2 separate regions of the Mus musculus genome follow, and region 1 is linked to region 2. Evidence: chromatin loops called from intact Hi-C (ENCODE). Cell type or tissue: heart. All regions are shown on one strand. Links, peaks and the distances in the headings refer to the core of each region. The heading gives the core; the rest is flanking DNA.

Evidence for each region. Peaks named below come from ENCODE experiments on the same cell type or tissue, not always from the same donor. Only the 100,000 strongest peaks of a DNase experiment are listed, where the experiment ranks them.
Region 1: a loop joins it to region 2, with 2.7 times the contacts of the local background. A loop is called at or near these places in 2 of 42 quality-filtered maps.

The regions. Positions count from the first base shown.
Region 1 is chr5:150,067,038-150,072,417 of GRCm38, forward strand. Rxfp2 (relaxin/insulin-like family peptide receptor 2) reads left to right here. Exons shown (of 18, transcript NM_080468.2): 16 at 63-473; 17 at 3,143-3,361. Among named protein-coding and RNA genes, the nearest start is that of Gm38755, 7.5 kb to the left of the region's middle. In heart, for the core only: a CTCF peak has its summit at 3,312 (motif pointing left); no DNase peak of the experiment used is centred there.
Region 2 is chr5:149,710,457-149,715,836 of GRCm38, forward strand. All of the region lies in intron 4 of B3glct (beta-3-glucosyltransferase), which reads left to right. Among named protein-coding and RNA genes, the nearest start is that of B3glct, 35 kb to the left of the region's middle. In heart, for the core only: CTCF peaks have their summits at 1,286 (motif pointing left) and 2,906 (motif pointing right); no DNase peak of the experiment used is centred there; H3K4me3 peaks cover 939 bases.

The DNA of each region.
Region 1 (5,380 bases), core at 212-5,211, 360 kb after region 2:
ATCTAGGAAATTAAAAGGAGAGATGCTGAGCGCAACTGTCTCGGGCTGCTTGGCTCCTGCAGGTGCCGATTGCCTGATGGGGGTGTACCTGTTCTCCGTGGGCGTCTTTGACATCAAGTACCGAGGGCAGTATCAGAAGTATGCGCTGCTGTGGATGGAGAGTGTGCCCTGCCGCCTGCTGGGCTTCCTGGCCACGCTGTCCACAGAGGTCTCGGTGCTGCTGCTGACATTCCTGACGCTGGAGAAGTTCCTTGTCATAGTATTCCCTTTCAGCAACCTGCGCCTGGGCAAGCGCCAGACTGCTGTGGCCCTCGCCAGCATCTGGGTGGTGGGATTTCTCATAGCGGCCGTTCCGTTCACCAGAGAGGATTATTTCGGCAACTTTTATGGGAAAAATGGAGTCTGCTTCCCACTTCATTATGACCAAGCAGAAGATTTTGGAAGTAGAGGGTACTCCCTTGGGATTTTCCTAGGTAAATTTCATCTTTGATTTCACAGAGACACCACCATCTTTCTAGAAATGGCACAAAGCATCAGATGTACATCTGTTCGCTCTGAAAGCAAACAAAGTTCCTGGCATGCATTTTGTAGGTTTTTTTTTTTTTAATTAAACTTTTTATTGCTGAGATTTAGTGTGGAACACAAAGACACACTCTCAGGATCTTTGGGTGATTTTTTTTTTTAATTGCTCCTTGTTCTTTTTGCTATTCATTCATAGTGAATATGACCTGGGAAAATTCTAAGTTAGTGCCCAGTCCTGAAACCCTACCAAATTACTCAAACTCCTTTTAAATCATTTTAACAATGTAGTTATAATTTAAATAAATATTAATAAAATTCTGGAAACTGACGAGCAGATTATCTAAACACCCACAGATTTATTGCCTTTTGTAAACATGGCTCTTGAGGCCCCTCAATGCAAATTCTTCTCAGCTTTCTTAATTCCCTGATTTTTTTTTCCTTAGAAATGACGGTCTTGTATTTTCCATTATAAATAAATGGCAGTCTTAGACCTTAATATTAATGTTTTAAATTGTGTAGCCTGTCTTAGTTCTGCTTGGAATGATGGCTCTTCCCACAGCCTTTCTTTACCTAACACACATCATTTCATCTGCTTCGTCTCCTCTCATCCTCCTCATCGACGACCCCTTGATGCTTTATCAAAAATACTTTTCCTCTGCCTTCTGCCACTGCTGTTGCCATCATCTGAGACCTCGCCTCTGCACCATATTCTTACCCGCTCCCGCTGTGACTGGCACCACAGTCCCCCTCCTCACGTGATCTGTTCCACAGCCCTGGCTATGAACACAGCCCTTTCCCTCTAATCAGAAACCCACCAATGCCCCCAAACTACTCTCAAAGTCAAGTTTAAATGGTTCGCTTAAAACCATCCTGGGGAGGCCCTAGCCTCTGTTCCCGTATCTCCTTCTCTGGAAAACAAAACTCTGTGTTTACATCATTTCGTTGATTCTCTTCAGACGTCAGTCTTGTTTGACAGTTCATAAGTGTGTTCCTCCAGGATCCTATAGGCTCTTTAGGCTTCCTCCAGACTCATTTCTTCGTAGTACCTAGTGCAGATGATCTTCATAGAGACCTCCGACATATATGTGTCTGTGTAAATACATTCAAACCACCACTACGTACAAGAATTTACTGTGCATCTTCTATGACCTTGCACAATATTAAGAACTAGAGAGACAACACCCAGAGCCCTCGCAGACACTGCAGAATGGACAGCGGGATGCAGACCCTTTGCGCATCCTCATAGCACAGGCCGAAAAGCACCATGGGTAAAGAGTATAGGCTATCCACATCTGAGGACGAGGGAAGGCTTCGAAGGAGGAATGAAGCCCCATCAATGGGGAGGCACAGCCAAGTGAAGACAGGATTCTGGGTGGGAGCTGTGTTCCAGGAAAAATCGGTGGGTTCAAAGTGGACCCCAGCTCCAAGGGCCAGCCAGGCCCAGTTGAAGTGCTAAGGAAGTTGGATGTGGCTGGCTTTTATAGCTAAGGCGCGAGACTCTGATTAAGGTGCGAGACTCTGTAGATTAAGCACCTATAATAGAATCATTTTATTTTATGCTAAGCTAAACTCTCTGACAAGAAGCCTCAGACAAACCAGTGTTATAAAATCCTATTGTATGACAATAGAGTGAGCCTGTGGACTAGGAAATGCTGTGGATAAAAATAACCTTGAATTTAAACTGTTTCCCCAGCCATTACCAGTTTTCCACACAGTCTAAATTCAGTTTAGGAATGTTTTTAGAAGCTCTGGAAATATATGCAAATTTTATGCTCATTAAAAGAAATTTGATAATCACTATTTTGGATGTTTTATAACAGCAAGAATAAAGCAAGTGAGAGAAACAAGAAATCGGTGTTATGGGGGGTATCTGTGAAACCATTTGGCCCCCAAAGAGTGATTCATTTAGTTGGATCTTTAACATTTTTATCTCTTTCCTAAATGGAGTTTGTTTAAAGGGTTCTGAACCACAGTAGTTTAAATTACTGTGGGCAAAAGTAAACAAAAAGAGCATTTTGGTTTTTATGTGTTATATTTATTGAAATGGCCAAAGCTTAAAGAATAGTGCTTCCAAGGCAATTATATTCGTGATAAATTCTAGGATTATTTTATTCATATGTGTAAGACAAGGAACTGAGATTGTTATCTATTTCTGAGATGTGCATTACAATCTCAGAATCACCTTAAGGGGTGACTTTCCAGGAACTAAAATCAAAACCAAGTGTGCATGTGGTGTGTGTGTGTGTGTGTGTGTGTGTGTGTGTGTGTGTGTGTGTGTGTGTGTGTGAAAGAGAGGGGGGGGGGAGGAGAGGGGAAGAGAGAGAGAGAGAGAGAGAGAGAGAGAGAGAGAGAGAGAGAGAGAGAAAGAGAAGGGCAGTCTGACTTCATAGTATTCTAGATCTCAGCTTCCAACCCTAATTCTTCATAAAGGACATATGCCTTTGAAATCCTCTTTTAAGGCTAATAGAAACCCAAATTCTTGGGAAGTTTAGCGACAGAGCTCTGAGGACATAGGAGAAGGGGCTTCTGGGAAAGGCCAGTGCCAGGTGCTGTATCAACAGTCTGATGCTTCTCTGCCGGCCACTCAGAGAGTGTGAAACGAGCGTACTTTTCCCAACAGGTGTGAACTTGCTGGCTTTCCTCGTCATCGTGATTTCCTATGTCACCATGTTCTGCTCCATTCATAAAACAGCCCTTCAGACTGCAGAAGTGAGGAGCCACATCGGGAAGGAGGTGGCTGTTGCAAACCGGTTCTTTTTTATCGTGTTCTCTGATGCCATCTGCTGGATCCCTGTGTTTGTCGTTAAGATCCTGTCTCTCCTTCAAGTGGAGATACCAGGTCAGTCCTCTTCCTCATCCCCAGGTACAGTGCCTTCTCAGGCCCTTCGATTGACAAGGCCAGAGTCTAGAACAGTGCCTTGCACATAGTTAATTCTTCATAAATACCTATGGCATCGGTACAAACAATTAACACTCCCACCCCAGTGTTTTATATTTAGTATTCTAAGTATCTTGCTTCTACCTGAGCTAGCTAGTGGTTCTTAGCCAAGAATATAAATGAAAGATAGATACATACATACATATATACATACATACATACATACATACATACATACATACATACATACTGTCTTAGTTTGGGATTTATTGCTGTGAAAGTCATCTTGACCAAGGCAACTCTTATCAAGGACATTTACTCAGGACTGGCTTAGAGTTTCAAAGGTTCAGTCCATTACCATCATGGCAAGTATCATGGCAGCATCCAGGCAGACATGGTGCTGGAGGAACTGAGAGTTCTACATCTTGTTCCACAGGCAACAAAATGGGACTGACTGTCTTGGGCAGGCAGCCAGGAGGAGACTCTCCTCCACACTAGGCAGAGCTTGAGCATAGGACCTCAAAGCCCACCCCCACAGTGATATATTTCCTCCAACAAGGCCACACCTGATAATAGTGCCATTTCCCATGCCAAATATATTCAAACCACCACGTGTATGTACATACATAGACAGAGAGATAAGTAGGTAGGTAGATAGATAGATAGATAGATAGACAGATAGATAGATGATAGTTAGATAGATAGATAGATAGATAGATAGATAGATAGATAGATAGATGCATGCATGCATGCATACATACATACATACATACATACATAGAATCTCTGGTTCCACCAGGAATTCTAGATTGGTACCTGGGGGCCAAGGCATGCACAGAGGTATCTGCTCAATTCCCCCCATGATTCAGATACTCAGATCCAGATAGAATCATCAACCCTATTCCAAAGTCCTCACCATGAAGCAACATATCAGGCTTTGAAGGGCTACGCAACTCATGGAAACACCCTGACTTCACAGAGAAAAATCATTGGTTTGTATCTTGCCTGATGCCTTTTCTGAGATCACAGCTAACTGCCAGGAGCCACTGGGGGATTTATCCTAGCTCTTAAACTGAGCTTGGGGTCATCTTCCGCTCACAGCCCATAAGCAGGTTCACCTGAAGAGCTGATCGTGGTGGGAGCTGTGTCTAAATCATTGCGACAGCCCTGAGTCTGGCACATGGAAAGCGATGAAGAGCTCTTTTCCCTCAGCTTATACAGTTATGTGAGGCCTGATCAGATGCCCCAGTGTAAAGTGATACACCAGGCCCAGTAGCCCTCTTGCTTGAATTTCACATCAAGCATAGATGTCCATCAAGCCATGGGAAATGTGGAATTGAACACCATGGACAGTCAGAGCTGAGTGCTTGGAAGACTCTTCTGGTTGGGGCAGTGAAAACAGATGACATAACTGTTTGCTGTTAGCTCACTGGAGGAGATCCAACTGTGTGTAGTAAAGATGTTTCCTTGAGCAATCTTCAAACTGTGACCCCCTACCTGGACAGCTTAAGCCTTTCATCAGACTATTTCAAATTCAATAGGACCAAATCATCCATTGGCTTGCTCTGCTCACATAATGAATTCCAAATGTGGGACTCTTTCTTCCCTCCCACCTCACCCTTATGAATTCTGTGATGTAAGCCCAGAGTAACTGTGAACTTTCTCTTTTGTGTTTCTCTGATATGACATTAACATTGGCCAGGTTTTCTTCCACCTGGTGATCATGCATGCTCTCAGGAGACTAGAGTGTAGTCCGATGAACACATCTCTCCCTCAATGCTCAATGCAAGTTCTCTCTCCCTAATGGCACCATTCACGGCCTCACCCAACCCAGTCGCTCAACATCCATAAGGTCTTGTTTCCACCATGCTTGTTAGCCCCACTTGAGCAGCATCATACCAGTCTGCATCTTGAATCCATGTGTCCATTGCTCTCTTAAAATTATAAATTCCAGAAAGTTTGGGAGCATGGTTTATTCAT
Region 2 (5,380 bases), core at 319-5,318:
GGTGTGCATCAACATGGCTGAAAGATATTTTTCTTTATGAAGCCCAGACACACACACAAGCACACACACAAACACACAAAGAGAGGCATGCAAATATATGTGCATATATATGTAAATATGCATACACAGATATATGAAAATGCTGTATACATACACATGTGGATATATATATATATACATGCGTACACACACACACACAAAGTGTGGCGTGAAAATATATGTGCATATATATTTAAATATGCATACATATATATATTGAAATGCTGCATACATATATGCGCGCACACACACACACACACACACACACACACACACACGGAAGGTACTGTTTGACTAGCTGTACCTGTTTCTTTTGGGGCTTTGGCCGCTGGATTCTTAGCACTGATTCTAGGCTGCAGGGGAGGGTGGCTCAAGGCTCCCACAGACCCAGCAGTTGTGATCAGGAATGGAGACTGTGTGCCCCTTCACGTCTCTGGTAATTTAGCTCTGTTTCTGGGAATTGAGCATTAGCATCCTGCACAGGAGATACATGTGTGTTCTCTCACTGAGCTCAGAGAGAGAGAGAGAGAGAGAGAGAGAGAGAGAGAGAGAGAGAGAGAGAGAGAGAGAGAGAGAAGACCCAGCAGAACAGTGGTGACCTTCCACCATTCCTCTGTGTGTGTACGTGTATATATGTATATATATATGTGTGTATGTGAATACATGCATGTGTATATATGTGTGTGCATATACGTGTGCATATACATGTTTGTGTATATATAGGTGTCTATATATGTGTATGTATATGTATGTGTATATATGTATGAATATTTGTGTGTATATATGTGTGTATGTGTTTGTTTGTATACATTCATGTGTATATGTGTATGTATGTACAGGTGTCTGTATATATGTGTGTATCTGTGTTTATGTGTGTGCCTGAGTGTACATTTGGGCCTGTGCGTGTGTTTGGCCAGAGGGTAACCTTGGTGTAGTTCCTGGGCAGTCTGTCCTCCTCTTCCTTTCTTCCATTCCTCCTTCCCACCCTCTCTTCCTCTCTTTCCTCTCTCCCTCCTTTCTTTCCTTCTTTTGTGACAGGATCTCTCAGGGGCCTGGAGGTCATTCAGTAGCCCAAGAAGGCTAATCTGACTGGCCACTGGGCCTCAGGATGCCCCCGTTCCTAGTCTTCCTCTTAGTACCGGGGCTTCAGATACATTCTGCCATGGCAGTTTTTACTTGGGTGCTGGGGATCTGAAGTCAGGTCCTCCTGCTTGAATGATGAGCACTTTCATACTTGATGCCCCCTTGTGGCCCCTGAGGGTAACTGCATGAGTGTGTGCACATACCCGTTTATGTGCACACAGTGATGGTATAGGGGTGAGAGAATGCTGCCTTCCAAGTCCCGGGGTTATGGGCAGGTGTCACCATACTTGGGCTCTCTGTACCAACTTGACCTATGGTTGTAAGCCACTCCTTCCTGCTCCTACTTCTGTATCATGTTCAAACCTGTTGTACCTTGTACAAACCTGTTGTATTTGCTTTGTTCTGTGTTATTGATCGTTACCCATTTATTTTTCTCCTCCACAGATGTTGAAGGCAGAGAACAGGTTGAATTCCATTAATTTCTGATCACTCAGAACCAAGCTGTGTTTGTGTGACTTACCCTGAGTCCCCCAAATTCACTACTTTTTCTGAATGGCTTTCTTTTCTGTTGTAAAAGAGGTTTCTTTTATTTTAAAAGTAAGTGACAGAAAAGATTATTTAATTTTATGTGTATGAACATTTTTGTCTGCATGTATGTCTGTACCACATGCACACAGTCCAGAGGCCAGAAGAGGGTGTCAGATCCCCTGAAACTGGAGTTACAGATGGTTGAGAGCCCTCATGTAGGTGCTGGGAACTGAACCCCGCTCTTCTGCAAGAGGAGCCAGCGCTCTTAATTGCTGAGCCATCTCTCTAGCCCACAAATGAATATCTCAAGGACACAGTTCAGTCACATCAGGTATATTCTCGTATATCTCCAGAGCTTGTTTATTTAATAAAACTAATACTGTGAGCCTCTAAACAACTCCCTGCTCTCCTTTTCTGTAGCCCCAAGTGACCTCCATTTAACTTCCAGTCTCTGTGTGCGACTGCTATGAATGGCCTAGAGGGAGACGATTCTTAGAGTAATTGTCATTTTCCGACTGGCTTGTTTTACTTACCTACGTTTTAAAAGTTCCTTTGTTCAAAAAGAATAGCCAGGAGCCAGGGAGTTGGCTCAGAGGCTAAGAGCACTGGCTGCTCTTCCAGAGGACCTGGGTTTGGTTCCTAGGATCTACATAGAGACTCATAACTGTCTCTAACTCCATTCCTAGTGGATTTAACACCTACTTCTGGCCTCCGTGGGCACGCATATCTATGAATCACACACATGCAGTCATGTATGTAATTCATAGATACACAGGCAGGCAGAAAACACATACACATTAAAAATAAAATGATACCAAACTAAAACCCATAGCTATCAGCGTTTTTGTTCAGGCTAGTGACATTAGTCTAGTGTAATAAACTTTATCATCATCTGTAGACGTCGTATCCCTGGAGTTCTGACTGGCATTCCACCACGGCCTCTTCATGGCAGCCCTTGTCCCTGTGTTTATCTGTCCCATGCTCACACACTAGAGTGAGGCAGGGCTCACCTTTACTTTTCTTGTGTCCCTGACCCCCTAGTACCTGGATGGAATGCCAAATACAATATTAGAGACTGTGTGTTCATCGATGTACCATCTCAGCATTTCACATTTAGAAGTGGCTCCTTTTGTCCGAAGCGTTTGGCTCCTTTAGCCCTTTTGCTTCTCTTTAGTTCTAAAGTTTATATTTAATTTTTGTGTGTGTTGTTGTTTCATTTACATCCTCAGTGGCTTAGGAGCCCGCTGACCACTAGGTGGCGATATTGGTTTTACATTTAAAGAGGTGTAGTTAAGTAAGTTCCCCGGGGCCCCCAGAATTTAATTTCTGTGATAGTAAATAGAATCTAAAGTGATAAAGAGACACCCCTCTTCTGACTATAAGATCAACTGTTACTGTTACCCTGACATTTCTTCCCCGCTGGGGCTCAGCTGTGAATGCTGTAGTAGGGAGGGCAGATCTGTAATGCTCAGACTTAATTTGCTGAGGAGCGCTGGAGTGTGGTGTATGCCTCAGGCTGGTTCAAACGTGGATTAACAAGGCTTTGTCAATCAAAAGATTGCAGAATTTGCAGCTATGCTTGGTACTGGATCTTTTCCTCTTTATGTAGCATTTTATCTCTCATACGGGATTAAAACTTTGGTTTAATTCCGTGAATGGCACTTCAGAGATTTAAAAATAGTTGACAGCTAGCATCGGGTCTGTAGACAGTTCTCTAGGGGCGGGGCAGGGACGAGATACTTTGCCTTGGGACTCCATGAGCACTTAGAGAAGGCCATCTTGTGAGATTTAATAGCTGAGTTGTACCAACCAAGCAAGGAAACCTCGCCTTGTGGAGCAGGGACGCTCCCTCGTTGGAATCAAACTGTTTCAAGGAACTGACATCCTTTTGGGACCGCGTTGGCAGCTCAGCCTGCCTCGGAGCTGTGATAGCGGAAGAGGGAAAAGCTGTCAGTCTCGCTGGAGCTGTGGTGGGCGCTTGCAAGGACCACAGATAAGGGGCCCTCGGTGCGTCTGTCTGTAGATTCGCCTTCTGAGAGCGTTCCTAAAAGTTGCCCCGTGAGGGGCGACCAGCAGTTAGCATTTATCATTTGAATATTTATCTGATAGCTGGAAATATCTGTGCCTCCCACAGTAGCAGATTCCCAGAAACTGCTGTTTATTTATTCATTACCCCTGTCAGGTTGCACGCTTCTCTGAAGCCTGCCCCCCCTCCCCCCAAAAAAAATCAAGGCACAAAAAATGGAAGCGGTTCTGTGATTAGCAGCTCCTTCTAGCTGCTCTTGGCGGCGTTACCTGGGCCTGTTTTGCCTCAAGGTGCTGAAACTGTGTCTTATTAAAAGCACAAACATTTTTTCCCCCCATTTTTTCAGATGGAATAAGAAACAGGCACCTGTGCCAGCTCTATGTGAAATTTAGTAGTGTGCTCCGAGTGGCAGCAGGAGGAGGGAAACCATTTTTCTTGTGTTCTAGAACATTCCCGCTTGTAATGGAGTTTGACATGCAGGCCAATAGTCACTTTGAAATTTCTAATTTTTAAGCATCATTTTCTTTTTCTAATCAGTGAATTATCAGGTTTTCCCAAGTGTTATTTTATACGCTGGCTGCTGCTGTGGCTTGCCCTGGTGTGAAGGGTCACGGAGGAACCTAGAAAAGGGATATTCTGGCTCTTTTAATTACTTAAAGGCAGATGGTAACTGTTGGATACTGTGCGTGACAGTCATTAGGTGGGGACTGGAAGTATAGGGCATACACATTACTGTACCCACGCAGTCGGAGTCTGTAGACAACCCACAGGCTTGTGAAAACCACAATGTCCATGTACCGCCATTTAAGAAGCACCACCCTGTGTGGTATTGCTCCTGGTATTGTACCAGTTTTGCCTGTGAGGCTGGAGATGCGGGAGGGCTGAGACTTTTGAGAAATTAGGTCACAAAGAGAGGGAAAAATCACCTGGAGGATATGTATTTAGAACAGAGTTCTGGAAGGCAAGAATGGAAATTTTCAGAAAGGTATATTTTGGGATGCCTGGTGGGGTCTGGAAGTCGAACAGTCGTCCTTGTGGGATACAGCAAGCACGTGTGCTGGGGGCCAACTAGGACCTAGCCTTTTAGGTTAGGCTGGAGGGCGAGGAATGTTGGGGCGACGGGTACCACGGCTGATGAAATATGAGGTCCCTGACTTTGAGGGACATGGAAGAAGGCAGATTTTGAAGGAATACCATTTCTCCTATAGCTTGCTTGCCTGCCTGCTTTCTCTGTCTGTCTGCCTGCCTCTCTGTCTCTGTCTCTCTGTCTCTTGCTCTCTTTAAAGAGGGGCGCAGATGCGCAGGCGCGGGCATAGGCGAGGAGTTAAGCGAAGGACCGCACAGAAGCGTTTGTGCGGGCAGCTTTTCTAGTCAATCAGGCACCTGAGTTGATTTCTTTTTAAATGCCTGTTAGGTCCATAGCATCTGGCTGCCAATTATGGCTTGACTTTTGTTTTTTAAACCTGGCACAATTCCTACTCAAAGGGATTACTCGTGTGAGTCCTTTTCTTGTTTGTTACAGCTATGTTGGGATACAAAGGAAGGTTGTTATCCGAGTCCTCTTTTTTTTTTAACCTTCCGGAATGTGGAATCCAGTTACAGCTGTCCTGCCTAAAGTGATGGAAACCCGAGGGGTTTCACTGTAAGATGAAGTTGAAAGAACAAAAGAAAAGGAGACAGAACGCCCCATGACATCATGCTTAG